2 separate regions of the Homo sapiens genome follow, and region 1 is linked to region 2. A link is a loop called in an ENCODE intact Hi-C map of the cell type or tissue named here. Cell type or tissue: PC-9. All regions are shown on one strand. Each heading gives the region's core, and the rest is flanking DNA. Links, peaks and the distances in the headings are about the cores only.

What was found. A loop is a pair of places that touch in the nucleus more often than their neighbours do. Peaks named below come from ENCODE experiments on the same cell type or tissue, not always from the same donor. Only the 100,000 strongest peaks of a DNase experiment are listed, where the experiment ranks them.
Region 1: a loop joins it to region 2, with 24 times the contacts of the local background. A loop is called at or near these places in 1 of 110 quality-filtered maps.

What each region holds. Positions count from the first base shown.
Region 1 is chr11:71,584,671-71,594,551 of GRCh38, forward strand. It overlaps the pseudogene OR7E87P. Among named protein-coding and RNA genes, the nearest start is that of KRTAP5-11, 6.7 kb to the left of the region's middle. In PC-9, for the core only: CTCF peaks have their summits at 4,760 (motif pointing left) and 4,980; a DNase peak (open chromatin) is centred at 4,681; H3K27ac peaks cover 478 bases.
Region 2 is chr11:71,294,261-71,304,141 of GRCh38, forward strand. No RefSeq gene overlaps it. Among named protein-coding and RNA genes, the nearest start is that of SHANK2, 47 kb to the left of the region's middle. RefSeq lists enhancers at 4,643-5,842, 6,927-7,584. In PC-9, for the core only: no CTCF peak of the experiment used is centred there; a DNase peak (open chromatin) is centred at 5,191; H3K27ac peaks cover 2,345 bases.

The DNA.
Region 1 (9,881 bases), core at 3,658-6,157, 290 kb after region 2:
GCTCTTAGGACCCCCATCGCAGGGGGCGAGGTGCCCCCCGCGATGCGAGGCGTAAAAGCCAGCCCCTCTTGCCCCCCTGGCTCTTAGGACCCCCATCGCAGGGGGGCGAGGCGCCCCCCGCCATGCAAGGAGTAAGAGCCAGCCCCTCTTGCCTCCCTGGCTCTTAGGACCCCCATCGCAGGGGGGCGAGGCGCCCCCCGCCATGCAAGGAGTAAGAGCCAGCACCTCTTGCCCCCCTGGCTCTTAGGACCCCAATCGCAGGGGGCGAGGCGCCCCCCGCCATGCGGGCAGTAAGAGCCAGCCCCTCTTGCCCCCCTGGTTTTTAGGATCGGCGGTGGACTCACAGCCTGTTTATCATATTGTGAGTAATATCATCTCCCCCTCTGGAGATTATGAACCGTTTCACACACCGGTGTACACCGTTTGTGTACAGAGGTTGTACACCCGTCTGTATTGGGAGTCATATCATCCTCTTCCTCTCTGAATATTAGGAACAGTATCACAGGGGTGTTCCTACTCCCTGGGATATCAGGTGTCATGTCCTCCTCTCCCACGTTGCAATTAGAAACGATATCATTGCGGGCTTGTCCACCTTCTGTGATATTGAAAGTAATATTATCCTCTTCCCTCCAGGATCATGGGAACGATATCCTTGGCGGCGTCCACTTTCTACCATATATGTAGTCATATCACCTCCTCCGATTTGGAATATTTTTGAGGACCATCTCACACGGGGGTGTACACTTCCTGCGATGTTTGGAGTAATAGCATTCTCTTCTTCCATGAATATTAGGAGCAAAATCACCGGGTGGATGCACACCCAGTGCTATATTGGGAGTAACGTCATACTCCACCCCCTGGAGATTATATTCGGATCAATATCACTGGCTGGGTTTACACCTACTGCGATATTGAACGTAATATCATGCTCTCTCCCTCCCTGGACATTAGGAGCAATATCACAGGTGGGTGTACACCCACTGAGGTATTAGGGCATAATATTAGTATGAATTATTCCTCATTTATTATTAACATGAATATGAATGGCCGATATTAATACTAATATTAAGAAATAATTTCTAATAAAAAGTTTTCAGATTATTGTTAATATTAATTATTAGGAGCCAATATTACTGTTTTCTAATGAATAAGATCAATATCAGTTATTAATATCAGGCGTCATTAATCAATATTAATCATGCATTGTTATCATTAGTATAACTATTTAATATTAATTATCATTATCGGTATTGATTTTAAAAATTATATTATGGGTTATTAATATTGATAATTATTAGTGTCCATTAACAATTGAGATTATTAATTGCAGTAAGTCATTGCGCCATTCCACCCCTCCCTCGGCAGCTTGTTTATGACCCAAAATGGGGACACAAATGCCCCTGAGAGAGCAGCAGTATACTGGGATAGATGAGGATGGTCAAGTGCTGGAGAGGCGTGTTTTTGGCTACCAGTCCTTCACCTGCGTCGATCTTCTCAACTGGAAAAACAATACACCGCCCTATAGCGAAAAGCCACAAGCCCTAATTGATTTGCTCCAAGCTGTTATCCAGACCCACGACCCCACCTGGGCTGATTGGCACCAGTTGCTCATGTTCCTCTTTAACAGCGAAGAAAGGCGGAGAGTCCTCCAAGCAGTAACTAAGTGGCTAGAGGAACACGCACCAGCTGATTATCAAAACCTCCAAGAGTATGGAAGGACCCAGTTGCCAGGAACCGACCCCCAGTTGGACCCACATGAAAGAGAGGAGATGCAAAGGCTAAACCGAGACAGGGAAGCTCTCTTGGAAGGATTAATGAGGGGAGCTCAGGAAGCCACAAACGTTAACAAGCTCTCTGAGGTCATTCAGGGAAAAGAAGAAAGTCCAGCACAATTGTATGAGAGAGAATTGTGGGAGGCCTATCGTATGTATACTCCCTTTGATCCCGATAGCCCTGAAAATCAGCGCATGATTCACATGGCTTTAGTCAGTCAAAGCGCAGAAGACATGAGAAGAAAACTGCAGAAACAGGCTGGGCTTGCAGGGATGAATCCACCACAATTACTAGAAATAGCTAGCCAGGTGTTTGTAAACAGGGATGCAGTAAGCCCTAAGGAAAATGGCAAAGAGAATGGAAGTCAGGCCCGGTGACACGACGACCTGTTTGTCAGCTGCAGCAATCAGAGGGGCCCCCCCAAAGAGGCAAGGGAAGGGGGGCCCTGGGAAAGAAACTCAGCTTGGCTGTCAGAGTTTGCAGCATAACCAGTGTGCTTATTGTAAAGAAATAGGACAGTGGAAGAACAAATGCCCTCAGCTCAAAAGAAAACAAGGTGACTCAGAGCAGGAGGCCCCGGACAAGGAGGAAGGGGCCCTGCTAAACCTGGCAGAAGGGTTATTGGACTGAGGGAGACCCGGCTCAAGCGTTCCCAAAGAGCCTCTGGTCAGAATGACAGTCGGGGGTGGAGACATTGACTTTCTTGTAGATAGCGGTGCTGAACATTCGCTAGTAACCGCCCCGGTCGCCCCCTTATCCAAAAAGACTATTGATGTCATCGGAGCCACGGGGGTTTCAGCAAAGCAAGCTTTCTGCTTGTCTCAGACTTGTACTGTAGGAGGACATAAAGTCATTCATCAGTTTTGGTACATGCCTGACTGTCCCTTGACCTTTTCGGGAAGGGACTTGCTCAGCAAGCTGAGAGCCACTGTCTCTTTGACAGAGCACAGCTCTTTACTGCTAAAGTTACCCAGAACGGGAGTCATTATGACCCTTATGGTCCCCCGAGAGGAGGAATGGAGACTTTTCTGAACTGAGCTGGGCCAAGAGAGAAGACCAGCTCTGGCTAAGCGGTGGCCAAGAGTACGGGTAGAAGACAACCCTCCGGGATTGGCCAGTTAAGACTGGGGCCCAGCCGGTGAGGCAAAAATAGGACCTGGTCCCCAGAGAAGCCCTTCAAGGTATCCAGGTCCGTCTCAGGCACCTAAGAACTTTTGGAATTATTGTTCCTTGTCAGTCTCCATGGAACACTCCCCTCCTGCCTGTTCCCAAGCCACGGACCAAGGACTACCGGCCGGTACAGGATTTGCGCTTGCTTCATCAAGCTACACTGACTTTCCATCCAACAGTACCTAACCCGTCCATATTGTTGGGGTTGCCGCCAGCTGAGGACAGCTGGTTCACCTGCTTGGACCTGAAAGACGCTTTCTTTCCTATCAGATTAGCCCCTGAGAGGCAGAAGCTGTTTGCCTTTCAGTGGGAAGATCCGGAGTCAGGTGTCACTACTCAGTACACTTGGACCAGGCTTCCCCAAGGGTTCAAGAACTCCCCCACCATCTTCGGGGAGGCGTGGGCTCGCGACCTCCAGAAGTTTCCCAGCAGAGACCTAGGCTGTGTGTTGCTCCAGTAGGTTGATGACCTTCTGCTGGAACACCCCACGGCAGTCAGGTGTGCCAAGGGAACAGTTGTCCTACACTGGCACCTGGAGGACTGTGGGTATCAGTTGTCCAAGAAGAAAGCTCAGATCTGCCGACAGCAGGTAAGTTTCTGGGGATTGACTATCTGACAGGGGTCGGAACGCAGCCCGGGATCAGAAAGAAAGCAGGTCATTTGCAATCTAGCAGAGCCTAAGAGCAGAAGGCAGGTGAGAGAATTCTTAGGAGCTGTGGGGTTTTGTAGACTGTGGATCCCAAACTTTGCTGTATTAGCCAAGCCTTTGTATGAGGTCACCAAAGGGGCGGGGACTGGGAACCTTTGGAATGTGGATCCCAACAACAGTAAGTCTTTCATGAGTTAAAGGAAAAACTTCTGGCAGCGCCAGCCCTGGGGCTACCTGATCTGACAAAGCCTTTTCCATCGTATAATCAGAGAGAGAAAAGATGGCAGCTGGACTTTGAACCCAAACTGTGGGGCCCAGGCCTAGGCCGGGGTCCTACCTCTCTCAACAACTAGACTGGGTCTCTAAAGGATGGCCCCCCTGTTGGAGGGCCTTGGCAGCAACTGCCCTGCCAGTACAAGAAGCAAATAAGCTGACTCTTGGGCAAAACCTGAACATAAAGGCCTCCCATGCTGTGGTGACTTTAATGAATACTAAAGGACATCATTGGCTAACGATGCCAGACTCACCAAGTACCAAACTTTGCTCTGTGAAAATCCCCATATAACCACTGAAGTTTGTAACAGCCTACACCCCGCCACCTTGCTCCCGCTATCAGAGAGCCCTGTCGAGCCTGGTTGTGTAGAAGTGTTGGACACAATTGACTCTAGCAGACCTGACCTCCGGGGCCAGACTTGGGCATCAGTAGACTGGGAACTATACATGGATGGGAGCAGCTTCTTCAACCCCCAAGGAGAGAGAGGTGCAGGATATGCAGTGATAACCCTGGACACTGTTGTTGAAGCCAGATCGTTGCCCCAGGGCACTTCAGCCCAGAAAGCTGAACTCATTGCTTTCATTCGGGCCTTAGAACTCAGTGAGGGTCAGACTGTCAACATTTACACTGATTCTCAGTATGTCTTTTCAACCCTTCAAGTGCCTGGAGTGTGATAGAAAGAAAAGGGCCTATTGAACTCTGGGGAAAAAGACAGAAAATATCAACAAGAAATCTTGCAATGATTAGAAGCAGTATGGAAACTCCACAAGGTGGCAGTTATGCATTGCAGGGGACACCAGTGAGCTTCCACCTTGCTGGGTTTGGGGAATTCCCGCGCTGACTCAGACGCTCGAAAAGCAGCATCTGCCCCCTTCTGGGCATCAGTGCTCCCTCAAGCACCTGATCTTGGACCTACTTCTAAAGAAGAAAAGGACTTTCTCCAGGTAGAGGGAAGGACAAGTGATGGAGGAAGGATGGATTCGGTTAGCAGATGGGAGAGTAGCTGTGCCACAGCTGCTAGGAGCTGCAGTTGTACTGGCTGTGCAAGAAACCACCCATCGAGGTCAGGAGTCACTGGAAAAGTTGTTAGGCTGGTATTTCTACATCTCACCTTTGTCAGCCCTTGCCAAAACTGTGAGGCAGCGGTGTGTTACCTGCCGACAGCATGATGCGAGGCAATGTCCAGCCGTTCCGCACGGCATATGAGCTTATGGAGCAGCCCTCTTTGAAGGTCTCCAGGTGGACTTCACAGAGATGCCAAAGTGTGGAGGTAACAAGTATTTACTAGTTGTTATGTGTACCTACTCTGGGTGGGTGGAGGCTTATCCAACACTAACTGAGAAAGCTCGTGAAGTAACCCCTGTGCTTCTTTGAGATCTGATTCCTAGATTTCGACCGCCCTTATGGATCGGCTCAGACTACGGGCCTGCGTTTTTGGCTGCCTTGGTACAGAAGACGGCAAAGGTATTGGGGATCACACGGAAACTGCATGCCGCCTCCCGGCCTCAGCATTCCGGAAAGGTGGAGCGGATGAATCGGACTATCAAAAATAGTACTATTGTCTTCCCCACTGGATATGTAAAACAACACCACAAGCGGCGTCAAATGACCTGCTAAATTTGAGGGAATGTTATCCTCTCCCCCACTCCCCCGGCCCCAGATATTAGAGACAATAACAAAGGGGTGATGTACACCCACTGCTTTATTGGGAGTAATATCATCCTCTCCCTTCCTGGATATTAGGAACAATATCACACTGTGCGTGTACGCCTGTCGCGAAATTCAATGGAATGTCATCCTGCGCCTCCCTGGATATGACGAACAATATCACGGAGGATGTACAACTTCTGAGATTTTGGGAGTGATATCATCCTCTTCCCTCTGGAAGTTAGGGACAATATCACAGGGGTAGTGTACACCCTCTGGGATGTTCGGACTAATATCATCCTCCCGCCCACTGGATATTAAAAACCATATCACAAGGGGCGTGTACACACACTTCGATATTGGTATGAATACCAACCTCTCCCTCTTTGCATATTCGGTGCCATATTTCAGGTGGGGTTTACACCACCTGCAATATTGGAAGTAACATGATTTTCTCCCCCCCGGATATCAGAAACAATATCACAGGGGGTTGTGAACAACCCCTGCGATATTTGGAGTAATATCATTGACTCCCCTCACGATTATTAAGAACAATATCGTAGTGGTGGGGGATGTACACCCCCTTTCATATTTGATATCATCCTCTTTCCCCCTGGACATTAGGAGCAATATCAGGAAGGGATGCACAGACCCTGCGACCTTTGCTGTCATAGCATTGTCTCTCCCCTAGATATTAGGAAAAAATGTCACTAGCGATGTGAACAGCCCTGCGATATTGAGAGTAGTTCCATATTGGGAACAACATCACAGGTGGGGTGTACTGCCTCTGTGATATTGGGAGTGAAATTTTCCTCTCTTCCCCTGCACATTAGGAAGGGTATCAGAGGGGGAGGGTGTACATTCCCTGCGATATTCAATGTAACCTTATCCTCTCCCTCCCAGGGTATTCAGAACAATATTACAGGAGGGGTGCACACCCTCTGTGATATTGAGAGTCATATCATCCTCTTTCGCTCTGGATATTAGGAACAATATCACAGGGTTGTGTACACCCCCTGCGATATTGGGAGTCGTATCATCCTTTCTCCCTGTGGATATTAGGAAGAGGATCACAGGGCTATGGAAACCCCCTGCGGTCCTGGGAGTAATATCATCCTCTCTCCCTCTGAAAATAGGAAGATTTTCACAGGGGTGTGTACACCCCCTGCGATATTGGGAGTAAGATCATCCTCTCCACCCAGGAAATGACTAACAAGGTCACGAGGGGGTGTACTCCCCCTGCGATATTGGGAGTAATGTCGTCCTCCCCAAACCTGGATGTTAGCAACGAGCTCACAAAGGGGGTGTACACACCCTGCGACATTGGAAGTAATATGATCCTCTCCCCACCTGGACACTGGGAAAGATACCACAGCGCGGGTATACGTTTCCTACGCTGTTGGGAGTAATATCATTCTTTTCCTTTCTGGATATTAGGGAGAATATCACAGGGGTGCTGTACAATTACTTCGACATTGGGAGTAACATCATCCTCTAGTTTCCTGGATATTGGGCACAAAAACACAAAAGGGTGTACAACCCCTGCGATATTGGAAGGAATAGAATACTCTCCTTCCCTGGATGTTAGAAAACAATATCACCATGGCTGAACACCCCCCACCATAATGGGAGTCATGTTTACTCTTTCGCAGGCCATTTGGAACAATATCACAGGGGGTGTTTACAAACGGGGTGGTGTACACCCCCTGTGATATTGGGAGTAACATCATTCTCTCCACCTCCGGATATTAAGAACAATATCCTGGCGGGAGGTGGTACACCCCCAGTGATATTGGGAATAATGTCATCCTCTCCTTCCCTGGATATTAGGAACAAAATCACAGGGGGGTGTACACCTTCTGTGATATTGGAAGCAATATCATCCTCTCCCGCGCTGGATATTAGAAAAAAATATCACTCACGGTGTACACCCACTGTGATATGAGGAGTAATATCTTCCTAGGGTATTACGAATAATTTCACAGTCTGTACACACATGGTGTACACTCACTGTGATATTAGGAGTAATATCTACCTAGTAGATAACAAATAACATCGCAGGGGGTACACCCACTTTGATATTAGCTGTAATATTTTTCTAAGTTGTTACAAATAAGATCACAGAGTGTACAAACATGGTGTACACTCACTGTGATATCAGGAGTCATATCTCTGTAATACATTATGAATAATATCACAGGGTGTACACCCACTGTATTATTAGGAGTAATGTCTCTGTAGGATATTACAATTAAGATCACAGGGTGTAGAGCAACCATGATATTAGGAGCAATATCTTTCTAGGATATTACAAATAATATCACAGGGTGTACACCCACTCTGCTGTCAGGAGCAATATCTCCCTAGGATATCAAAAATCCTATCACAGGGTGTCCAATCTCTGCCTTCTAGGTTCTAAGGGATTCTCCTGCTTCAGCCTCCCGAGTAGTTAGGGTTATCCGCCACCAGTCCCGGCTAATTTTTTTTTTTTTAATTTTCACTGGAGACGGGGTTTCACCACGTTGGCCAGGCTGGTCTGGAACTCCTGACCTCAGGTGATCCATCAGCCTCGGCCACCCAAAGTGATGGGATTACAGGTGTGAGCCATGGTGCTGGGCCAAGAGTTATAGATTCAATTCATTTGGAAACACAGCTCCCATCTTTGAGTGTGCATGTACCTTTATGAAGAAATGATGTCAGAAAACCGAAGGATGATGATAAATATGAAAAGTAACAGGCATGGGAAAAGGTCTTCCGATTGAGAACTATAACGTTTGATTTCGTTTTCAGATAATGGGGTCCTAGCTCTTGTGTCGTCCTTTTACATATTCTACATCAATGGAAGTTGTAGCACGGTGTCAGAATAAAGTACAGTGTATTTCACGGCTTCTTAATTTCTTTCAATTAGACTGAGATCTTTTTCTTAAAGAGAGAAGGACATTGTCATTGCATTGTATTTTTTTCTGAAAAGGGTAGGCCGTATTTTACTGAGATCAAGGATTTGTTATAAGACGTTTTGGTCTTCTAATATTCTTCAGTGGATTTTCTCTAAAGTAGTATGTACAGAAAGCCTTGTATAGCAAAAAAGTAAATCACGTAATAATTCTGAGATTTTTTTGGAATTGTCACAACTGAGAAACATTGCTGGTGGTGTATGGTCCGCAAGTGTGAAAATGTTCCTTCTGAATTACTTGCATCAAGCATTAAGAGCTGGTTTTTATCTTTTATTTTTCCAATCCTCTTTCCTTCTCAAGGTGTCCAAGACACACAGAGCCACGGAATCTCACAGGTGTCTGAGAATTCCTCCTCCTTGGACTCCCAGAGGATCCAGAACTGCAGCCGGTTCTCGCTTTGCTCTCCCTGTCCCTGTCCATGTATCTGGTCACGGTGCTGAGGAACCTGCTCATCATCCTGGCTGTCAGCTCTGTCTCTCCCCTCCACACCCCCATGTACTTCTTCCTCTCCAACCTGTGCTGGGCTGACATCGGTTTCACCTCGGCCACGGTTCCCAAGATGATTGTGGACATGCAGTCGCATAGCAGAGCCATCTCTCATGCGGGCTGTCTGACGCAGATGTCTTTCTTGTTCCTTTTTGCATGTATAGAAGGCATGCTCCTGACTGTGATGGCCTATGACTGCTTTGTAGCCATCTGTCGCCCTCTGCACTACCCAGTCATCGTGAATCCTCACTTCTGTGTCTTCTTCGTTTTGGTGTCCTTTTTCCTTAGCCTGTTGGATTCCCAGCTGCACAGTTGGATTGTGTTACAATTCACCATCTTCAAGAATGTGGAAATCTCTAATTTTGTCTGTGACCCCTCTCAACTTCTCAAACTTGCCTGTTCTGACGGCGTCATCAATAGCATATTCATATATTTTGATAGTACTATGTTTGGTTTCCTTCCCATTTCAGGGATCCTATGGTCTTACTATAAAATCGTCCCCTCCATTCTAAGGATTTCATCGTCAGATGGGAAGTATAAAGCCTTCTCCACCTGTGGCTCTCACCAGGCAGTTGTTTGCTGATTTTATAGAACAGGCATTGGCATGTACCTGACTTCAGCTGTGTCACCACCCCCCAGGAATGGTGTGGTGGCATCATTGATATACGCTGTTGTCACTCCCATGCTGAACCTTTTCATCTACAGCCTGAGAAACAGGGACATACAAAGTGCCCTGCGGAGGCTGCTCAGCAGAACAGTCGAATCTCATGATCTGTTCCATCCTTTTTCTTGGTGGGTGAGAAAGGGCAACCACATTAAATCCCTACATCTGCAAATCCTGCCCCTTAGTCACATTCTTTTTGTGGCTTGATGGCTTTTATTCCTTTCCGCATTTCCTTTGTGAATATTGCTTTCTTCGTTATGCCTT
Region 2 (9,881 bases), core at 3,683-6,182:
TCCCTGGCTGTGGGGGATTCCAAAGATGGCATCTGGGAACCAGGACCTGCAGTCAAGAACCTCAGGAAGATACCTGGTGCTCTATTCTACTGTGGCTCGGCTGGCACTCAAGCTGAAAAACAAAGTCCTTCTCACTGCCCGCTCTTCTCTCTCCTTTCCTCAAGCAGAGGAGTCTCTCTCCATGGCCACCACTGCCCCAGCCTTGTGGTGAGTACTGCCCAGCTACTGCTGATGTTCACTCAATGCCCATGAGCTCTTCAATCAGCTTGTGGTCAATGCTTCCAGGCCTGTGTCTCTCCCTTCAAGGCAGTGGGCTCCCCCTCTGGCCCAGGACAGGTACAGAAATGCTGTCCAAGAGCCAAGGCCTGCAAGTGGGGACACCAGCAGCCCACTTGGTGCTATACTCCACTGTAGCTGACCTGGTACCCAAGCTGCAAGACAAAGTCCCCCTTTCTCCTCTCTCTACTTTCCTCAAGGAGAAGGAGTCTCTCTCCCCATAGCCACCACATCTGGGAAGGTTCTGGGTCATGTCTGAAGCCAGCATGGCTCTGAGCCTCACCCAAGGCCTGCAACAAGTAATTCTTGGATAGTGCTGCTGATTATTCAGGACTCAGGGGCTCTGTAGTCAGTTGGTGATGAATCCTGCCAGGACTGGGTCCTTCTCTTCAAGGGAGCAGGTTTCCTCCTGTTCCGGGGTGTGTCTAGAAATGTCGTCCAGGAGCTAGGGCCTGGAATAGAGGCCTCAGGACTATGCCAAGCAGAGGGACGGAGTCTCTTCTGGAGCTGTGAGCTGCACTGCCTGGGATTGGAGGATGGGTGGTGCAAGCACTCCCATAGCTGCCCCGACTGGTGTCTCACTAGGTCATGTGCAGCCCAAGTCCACTGGCTCTTAGCTCAGCACCAGGACTTGCCCAGGGATTACAGTCCTTGTGGCCTAGACTTCCTTCGAGTTTACTTAGAACCCCAGAGCACTTTAGTTCATGGTGTCAGGGCTTGCTGGAACTCAGGTTTTGACCACTGAGATGGGTGGTTTCCCTCCAGCTAAGGTTGGTCTAAATGCTCCCTCCATGATCACCAGCTGAGTTCTGCCATGTGTTGCTTTCTGCTGTGACAGCACAGCACGGAGTTCCAATGCAAAGTCCCACAATCACTGCATTATACCTCCCCAGAGTGCACAGATTCTCCCTCCATGCCACGCGGCTGCTGCCAGGGGATGGGGGATAGGTGGCATCAGCAATTCAAGGCTGACTTTCCTGCCCTCTTCAGTGCATCTTTCCTTAATATGAAGTTAAAACCAGGTACCATGATTGCGCACCTGTATTTGGTTTTTACAAAGGTGCTTTTCTTGTGTGGATAGTTGTTCAATTTGGTGTTCTGTGGGGGGTGGGGAATGGTGATCACTGGAGCCTTGCATTGAGCCATCTTGCTCTGCTTCCCGACCTCGAGATTGAGTTCTATCCACAAACCAGGAGACACAGGAATTACACTTTTGTGGCTGATTACCTCCTTAACATTATTAAGACATGGAGCCATTTCCCTGGACACAAATGTGAAGTCACCGTGTAAAGGGCAGGAAGGAGCCTACCCTGGCAGTGATGTCAGGCAGGACCAAGATGGCGGCCATGGAGACACCTGTGAACGGGTGTGCTTGGGTTAGAAATGATTATCAAGCACAACAGCAACGTGCTACCAAGTTTGTGATCTGGGGAAAGAGAACACAATACAGAAACAAAGGGGGCATTGCACAGGGGAAGGTGCAACATAAAGCTACTGTCTATAGACTCAATCACCTACTGCACATGCACACGAGTACCGAGAACCTGCCTGGTGGTTGATGCACCCTTTTCCCAGATGCAGACATGAAGGAGATGTGGGTCCCTGCCTCATGAGCCAGATTCATGTAGAAACCAATGACTTCAGGGCAATATAGATGCCAGTGGCTTTTTCTGTGGTGTAGGGCTGCCAGATTCAGCAAATAAAAATGCAGGATACAAAAAGATGCTACACATCTCATGTCATCATCAGGGAACTGCACATTAAAAAAAACGATGTAGGCCAGGTGCGGTGGCTCATGCCTGTAATCCCAGCACTTTGGGAGGCCGAGGCAGGCAGATCACGAGGCCAGGAGATCGAGACCATCCTGCCTAACACGGTGAAGCCCTGTCTCTACTAAAAATACAAAAAGAAATTAGCCAAGCATGGTGGTGGGCACCTGTAGTCTCAGCTACTCGGGAGGCAGAGGCAAGAGAATGGTATGAACCTGGGAGGCAGAGCTGGCAATGAGCCGAGATCGTGCCACTGCACTCCAGCCTGTGTGACAAGGTAAGACTCCGTCTCAAAAAAAAACCAACAACAATGTAATGCCACTACACACCTGTTAGAGTGCCCCAAATCTGACACACTAACAACAACAAATGCTGGGGAGGAGGTGGAGCAACAGGAACTCTCATTCATTGCTGGTGGGAAAACAAAATGGTACAGCCACTGTGGAAGACAGTTTGGCCATTTCTTGCAAAACTAAACATACTCTAACCATATAAACCAGCAATTATACTCCTCAGTATTTACCTAAGGACTTGAAACTTAAGTCCACACAAAAATCTGCACACAAGTGTTTATAGCAGCTGTATTCACAATTGCCCAAACTTGGAAGCAACTGAGATGTCCTTCAGTAGAGTAGATACATAAGCTGTGGTACATCCAGACAATGGAATTCTATTAGCAATAAAAAGAAATGAGGTACCAGCCATGAAAAGAAGTGGAGGAGTCTTAAATGCATATCGCTACATGAAAGAAGCCAGACTGAGAATGCTGCACACTTTAAGATCCCAGATAACGATATGACATTTTGAAAAAGGCAGCACTATGGAGACTATGGAAATACGATGGTCGCGATGGGTATGCAAGTACAATGGTTGTGATGGGTTGAGGAGAGGGAGGGATGAAGAGGTGGACCACAGAGGATTTTTTTTACTTTTTTTCTTTTTTTGAGACAAGGTCTCACTCTGTTGCCCAGGCTGAAGTGCAGTGGCGGTATCAGGGCTTGGCTCATGCAGCCTCAGACTCCTGGGTTCAAGGGATCCTCCCACCTCAGCCTCCTGAGTAGCTGGGACCATAGGCATGCACCACTACACTTGGCTAATTTTTCTTTTTTTGTGGAGATGGGGGTCTCACTATGTTGCCCAGGTTGTTCTTGAACTCCTGGGCTCAAGTGATCCTCCCTTCTCAAGTCTCTCAAAGTGCTGGAATTACATGCATGAGCCACTGCGCCTGGCTTCAGGAGATCTTTAGGGCAGTGTAATGATTCTGTTTAATACTGTAATGGTGAAGACATGTCATTGTAACGTTTGTCCAAACCCACAGAATGTGCAACCCTGAGAGTGATCCCTAATGTAAACTATGGACTTTAAGTGACGATGTGTCCATGTAGGTTCATCAGTTGTAACCAATGCACCACTCTGGTAGGAATGTTGGCAATGGGGGAGGCTGTACATGTGCGGAGGCGGGGGTATATGGGAACTCTCTTTCTGCTCAATTTAGCTGTGCACATTAAACTGCTCTTAAAACAAGGATGAGCTGTAGTTGAATCTTTTTAAATGCAGGATTCACAGGCAATATGAATTTCAAGTAAGCAATGGATAAATGTTTTAGTGTAAGTATATCCCATGCTATATTTGGGACATACTTATCTTAAACATTTTTTTTGCTGGCAAGCTTACTTTAGAGAGAGATGTAAGAAGAGTCAGAAAATTCAGAGAAGTGGGTGTTGTTTCTTAGTGAACAAGGGGCCAGAGGGTTTGGACCAGTGGTTTCTGGTTCTGAGGAGGGATGTGGCCACCTGACTGCCTCTGCTTCCTCTCCCAGATGGAAGGTGCAGGTCTCTGTTGTATAAAAGGAGGAGGCCAGAGCCCTAGGCTTTGCTTAAAACAGTCTCAGAAATAGGCAGGTCTGCTGTGTTTCCCCATCCAAGGACCCAGTCACACCTCGCTTAGAGGTGGACGGCATCCCCTGGTCCTGTGAGAGCATCCCCTGGTCTGGTGTGGGCACCACAGGCACGGCTGTAGGGGCAGCCCACAGGCCAGGCTTCATGGACGAGCTGCTTCAAGTTACAGCATTTCAGATGCCCTTCGGCACCTGCCGATGTTCTCCGGGACACTGAGGTTTTGGTCGTGGGCATTATGTCAACAGTTTAAAATAGGCATTTTTAGAATCCTGTGATATAATTGCTTTCAGATTCAGCCTTTAAAAAAAGTTTCTTTGAGCCTATGGTGGCTCCAATTCAGAAGAGAACATCTTCTAAGTCACTCCGTGAGACCCACATTTCAGTAGCAGTCTTATGCCATTTCGTTCATTAAACAAGTATTTATTGAGTGCCTGCTGTATGCCAGACACAGTCTGAAGATGCAGCAGGGAACTAGCCACACCCCTGCCCTCAGGAAGCTGACCTTCCAGTGGGGAGACATCAGCAATAGAAGTAAATAATCAATATGCTGGGGACCACCAGGGATGTAAAGAAAGCTGGGTGCGGTAGGCAGGGTACGGCCTCCCAGTGAAGTGTCCAATCCCGGGAGCCTGCGAATATCTTACCTGATGTGGAAAAAGGGGCCATGTAGATGTGACTAGGGCCTTGAGGCGGGGAGATGATCCTGGATTATTTGGATGGGCACGGTGTCATCACAGAGTCCTTAGGATAGGGAGGCGGGGTCCCTGTGGGTAGGAGATGTGGCAACACAAGTGGAAGTCTATTCAGCATGGGACAGAGACTGGAAGATGCTACGCAGCTAGTTTGGCCTCGCAGGTAGGGACCACGAGCCGAGCCAAGGACCACAGGCGGCCGCTAGAAGCCAGACAAGGCAAGGAAACAAGTTCTCCCCGGAGCCTCCAGCAGAACCCAACCCTGATGACCCCTTGATTTTAGCCCAGTGAGACTCCAGACTTTCAGAATTGCTACAGAATAAATGTCTTGTTTGAAGCTACTAAGTTTGTGGTCCTTTGTTGCAGCATCCCCAGGGCACTCCTACGCGAGGTCAGGAAGTGAATTTAATGTTAGTGTAGGGACGGGGGACAGGAAAGTCCTGCCTGACAAGGTGACATTTAAGCGGATGCAGGGTAAAGCGTGGCTTGTTCTGCGGCAGCAGCCACGCTGATCCAGAGCTCAGAGCCCAGCCCAACACTGGGGGACGTGACACAGTGAGGAAGTATGAAGCTCCAGCAGGAACGCCAGCCAGAGGGAGCACCAGGAATGAGTCATGTCAGCCTGGACGTGCCCAGCCCCAAATTCCAGCATAGCTGCTCACCAGCCAGTCACTCGACCTCCCCAAACGTGCTTGTTCTGTTTGTCATCAGTTCAGTGATGTGGCCACAGAATCCGCTCCAAAGGGCCGCGTGGTGGGTTGCGTGGTGACTTCCCGCAGAGGGTACATCCACCCAGGACCTGTGTGTGCGGCCTTGTTTGGAAAAAGGGTCTTTGCAGATGTGATTAAGGAAATGCTGAGGTTATTCTGCATGGGAGCGGCTGTACCTCCAGCGTCCTCATGAGAGAAGAGAAGGGAAGGGCAGAGGACACGGAGGGGATGTGATGGAAACACAGAGCAGACACTGGGGTGATGCATCTACATTCCCAGGAGCATCGTGGATCACCAGCAGGTACCAGATCCCAGAAGAGACAAGGAAGGACCCTCCCCTAGAGCCTCCAGAGGAACCAGCCCTGTGACACCTTGATTTTCGACTTCTGGCCTCCAGCCGGGCGTGGTGGCTCACACCTGCAATCCCAGCAGTTCGGGAGGCTGAGGCAGGTGGATCACTTGTGGTCAGGAGTTTGAGACCAGCCTGGCCAACATGGTGAAACCCCGTCTCTACTAAAAATACAAAAATTAGCCAGATATGGTGACACATGCCTGTAATCCCAGCTACTCAGGAGGCTGAGGCAGGAGAATCGATTGAACCCGGGAGGCAGAGGTTGCAGTGGGCCGAGATTGTGCCATTGCACTCCAGCCTGGGAGACTCCATTTCAGACAAACAAACAAAAAACTGGCCTCCAGAACTGTGACACTAATAGATTTCTGTTGTTTCAAGCCTCCGAGTTTGTGGTTCCCATTTGTTCTGGCAGCTCTAGGAAACTAAAACAAGCTTCGAGGAGGAAAAAGAAAACAAGCATGAAAAGTTCCTATGCACAGGAGGCCCTCACTACGAATTAGCCCTGATTGCTACAAGCCAAGAGCCATTTCTAGAGAACAGACCAAGGAATAAAAATGTGCGCTCTGTTTATCACAACTGGAAAACCAAAGAACAAAAGGGAGAAGTGGCCACCCAGCGCAGATAAAAATATTTAACAATGTTCTATTTCACAATTTTGCCTGGTCTGCTACCCAGACTTGATGATCAATGAGGAGTTTTCTCTTTTTTTTTTTTCCCAACCAAAAAGAACGTGTTGCATAAATTCAGGTTTCCAGGGACCTGAGAAAGGCAGAAAAACAGCCTCTCAAGCTCTCCCCATCAGCCAGGCAGTGGCCTCAGCTTTCCAAACCTCATCAGTGAAACCCTGGGGACGGACTGATGTGGAATAGCCCAGGGAAGGAGGCAGGGGCCTTTTCTAATGACTCTGAAGAAGCCAGGCACAGCTGCTGCCAGGAAAATGAAAGACACAGGTACTGACAATGGAAATTGAATGGAGGTTTTGGAGAAAATGCAGGCAGAAGCAAAGATTTAGGACGTATCTATATCCGAGGTCTTTCCTGGAGAGATGCCTTCTTGGAAGCTGGGTACATCTTCTTACAGAACAAATAGAAGGCTTGCCAGCCTTCTGCTCTCAGCTTCTGAGAATGACTCCATTTGTCACCGCACGCGCTTGTCCCATCTCTGCAGGCAGCTTTGGATGGTGTCCCTCAGGACTCCGTATCTGGCTAATTTTTGTATTTTTAGTAGATACGGGGTTTCACCCTGTTGGCCAGGCTGGTCTTGAACTCCTGACCACAAGTGATCCACCTGCCTTGGCCTCCCGAACTGCTGGGATTGCAGATGTGAGCCACCATGCCCGGCTGGAGGCCAGAAGTTGAAAATCAAGGTGTCACAGGGCTGCTTCCTCTGGAGGCTCTAGGGGAGGGTCCTTCCTTGTCTCTTCTAGAATCTGGTACCTGCTGGTGATCCACGATCCTCCTGGGAATGTAGATGGTGTTTACCAGGGTGCACAGGATAGGGGATAGTGAGAGTCTGAAATCACAGGGCCAGAGTGGAGTTGGAGGGTGACTGGAGGCCCTCTGTCCCTAGAGACCTGGGCCGAGCCAGTTTCCTCACCCGTTAGCCAGGCTGGGTTGCTCGGCGGCCCAGGACACAGCACGACCCCTGCAGGGGCCCAGCTGGGAAACTTCCAGAGCAACCTGCCTACAGGAGGGCAGTGCTGGTCTGACCTGTGTTAAGGAGGGACGGCAGGATGAACTGCCCACCTCGAACAGCCCCTCTTTCCCCGGCGTGTCATGAAAGCCCCTCCTCTGGGGACCCTGTTAGAGTGAACTGCTTCTTCCACAGTTCTTCCAGAACATGCGGCTTATGGCCCCATCACAACACCTGGCATGCTGCTAAGGAGCCGTCAGGAGACAGAAACCACACGGGTATTTCGGCAGCCAGAATTTAATAGAGAAGAATACAGAAGGGATGCTAGCTGGGTGCCAGTGACTTCTCCCCAGCTGATCCACGCACGGTGAGAACTCAGACGTCATGAAGACAACAACAGCAGGACTCAGCCACTCCCACGGAGGTGAGGCTGCCACCATAACAGCAAGGAAGCCAGGAAGTGCAGCCCACAGGGCGTAAACTGAGACTTCCAAGGAGGAAGCGCTGGCTGGCTGGCTAGCTGGGGGGTGTCTCTTGGGGGTGGGGGACACAGGGTCCCTGGTTCGTGAGGGTTGGGAAAATCATAGGCAAGATCCTTTCTGCTATGGGAAGGAAAGAAAAAGAAAGGAGCAGCAGCAGCAGCCGTAGGAGCAGCAGCAGCAGTAGGAGCATGGCCAGAACAGGATCGAGGGACAAAACCTTCCCCATCCAGCCCCGCAGTCCCCTCCAGCATCCCCTGTGCGAGCCAGCCAGGCGCCAAGAACGCCCAGTGTGCAAGGGCAGCTGTGACATGGAGAGGCCAGGGTCACGCACACCCCTTGGGCTGTGCAGCCTCTGTACGCACCCTTCTTCTCCTATTTGCACATCTCTCCAACAGCAAGGCAACTTAAGCTTCTGTCTAACAAGCTGCAAGCATCCTCCACACAAATGAAGATTTTTCTTACCCTCTCCCCCAACTGAGGAGCTGTAGAAGCCATCAGTCATTGTGTCTGTCTTTGGCAGCTGGTCCTAGCACTACCTCTGGGCCATGCCAGATCTTTCTCCTCCTTCTCCTCCTCCTCTTCTTCTTCTTCTTGACAGGGTTTTGCTCTGTCACCCAGGCTGAAGTGCAGTGGTGCTTTCGCAACTCACTGCAGCCTGGCTAGGCTCTAGTGACCCTCCCACTTCAGCCTTTCCAGTAGCTGGGACCACAGGCATGTACCACCATGCCCTGATAATTTTTGAATTTTTTGTAGAGATGGGGGTCTTACTATGTTGCCCAGGGTAGCCTTGAACTCCTGAACTCAAGGGATCTTCTCCTCTCAGCCTCTCAAAGTGCTGGGATTGCAGGTGTGAGCCACTGCCCCAGCTGAGATAGTTCTTAAATCCAATCACCACTTTGATTAGTCCTCTACAGCTGATGTAGCAAATTACCACAAATGTAGTGGCTTCAAATGACACCAATTTATTGCTGCTGTGGTTGAGGAGGTGAAAAGTCAGACAAAAGTCTCACTGGGCTAAAGTCAAGGCATCAGCAGGGCTGGTTCCCTCTGGGCCCTCTAGGGGACAATCTGTTTCCTTGCTTTCTCCAGCCTCTCGAGGCTGCCCAGTGTCTTGGCTGCTGGGCCCTTTCTCCATCTTTTAAGGAGAAACATTGCCTCTTTCGCTCCACTCTTCCAGCTCCCTCTGAACATAGCTGGGAAAGGTTCTTTGCTTTTAAGGATTCATGGGAGTAGGTTTGGCCCATCTGGAAAATCCAGAATAACCTCCCTGTCTCTGAGATCCCACTTTAATCGCACCTGCCAAGTCTCTCTTGCCAGGTAAGGTCACATGTTTGCAGGTTCCAGGGATAAGGATGTGAATGTCTTTGGGGTCCATTGTTCTGCCTACCACAGAGTCCCTTCCGAAAATTCCGTTGGCTACAGACTAAATCAGAAAGCTGATCCCTAACAAAATATGTTTAAAGAATGAGAAGAGAGACAAAAAAATAGTGAATGTCCATAAAAACAATCCCGTGTATGTAGGGATACATGTGCCCATCAGAAGCAAGGCCAGGACACCTGCGCATGGCCATGGTCTGTGTTTCTACAGCTGCCATCATGAGCCCTCTTCCACCATCATTTCATGTCCCCTTTGACCTCAGTTGGGTGGGGTGTCTTACCTGGGTGGGGGAACCAGACACTCATTCCTGAAGGGTCTGAATCCTCAATGGTCTGTCTTTTTGGGGGATAGTTCACCACTCACTTGTACTATTAATTATGCAAGAACCAACAGGCACCCCAGAGAATCCTTTGGGTCTAGAACTAGTCTCCTTCCTCCCCACCATCCCACATCATGTAGCAGCAACTAAATTTCCCCTTGGCAATTGGGATCCATCACTCTGGCCGGTATAGTGACCTTCCTCTTTTCCTGCAGGTTCAGTGGTGTATGGAGCCCAAAATGGCCATGTAATCATCTCGTTTTCCACTTCACTGGAACCAATGTTGTGTCTCCAGGTGGAAACATCCTGTGCAAACCAGCAACACTCAAAATTGCAAAAGTGGGAAGCAAACACTCTGCAAGTGGGTTACGGG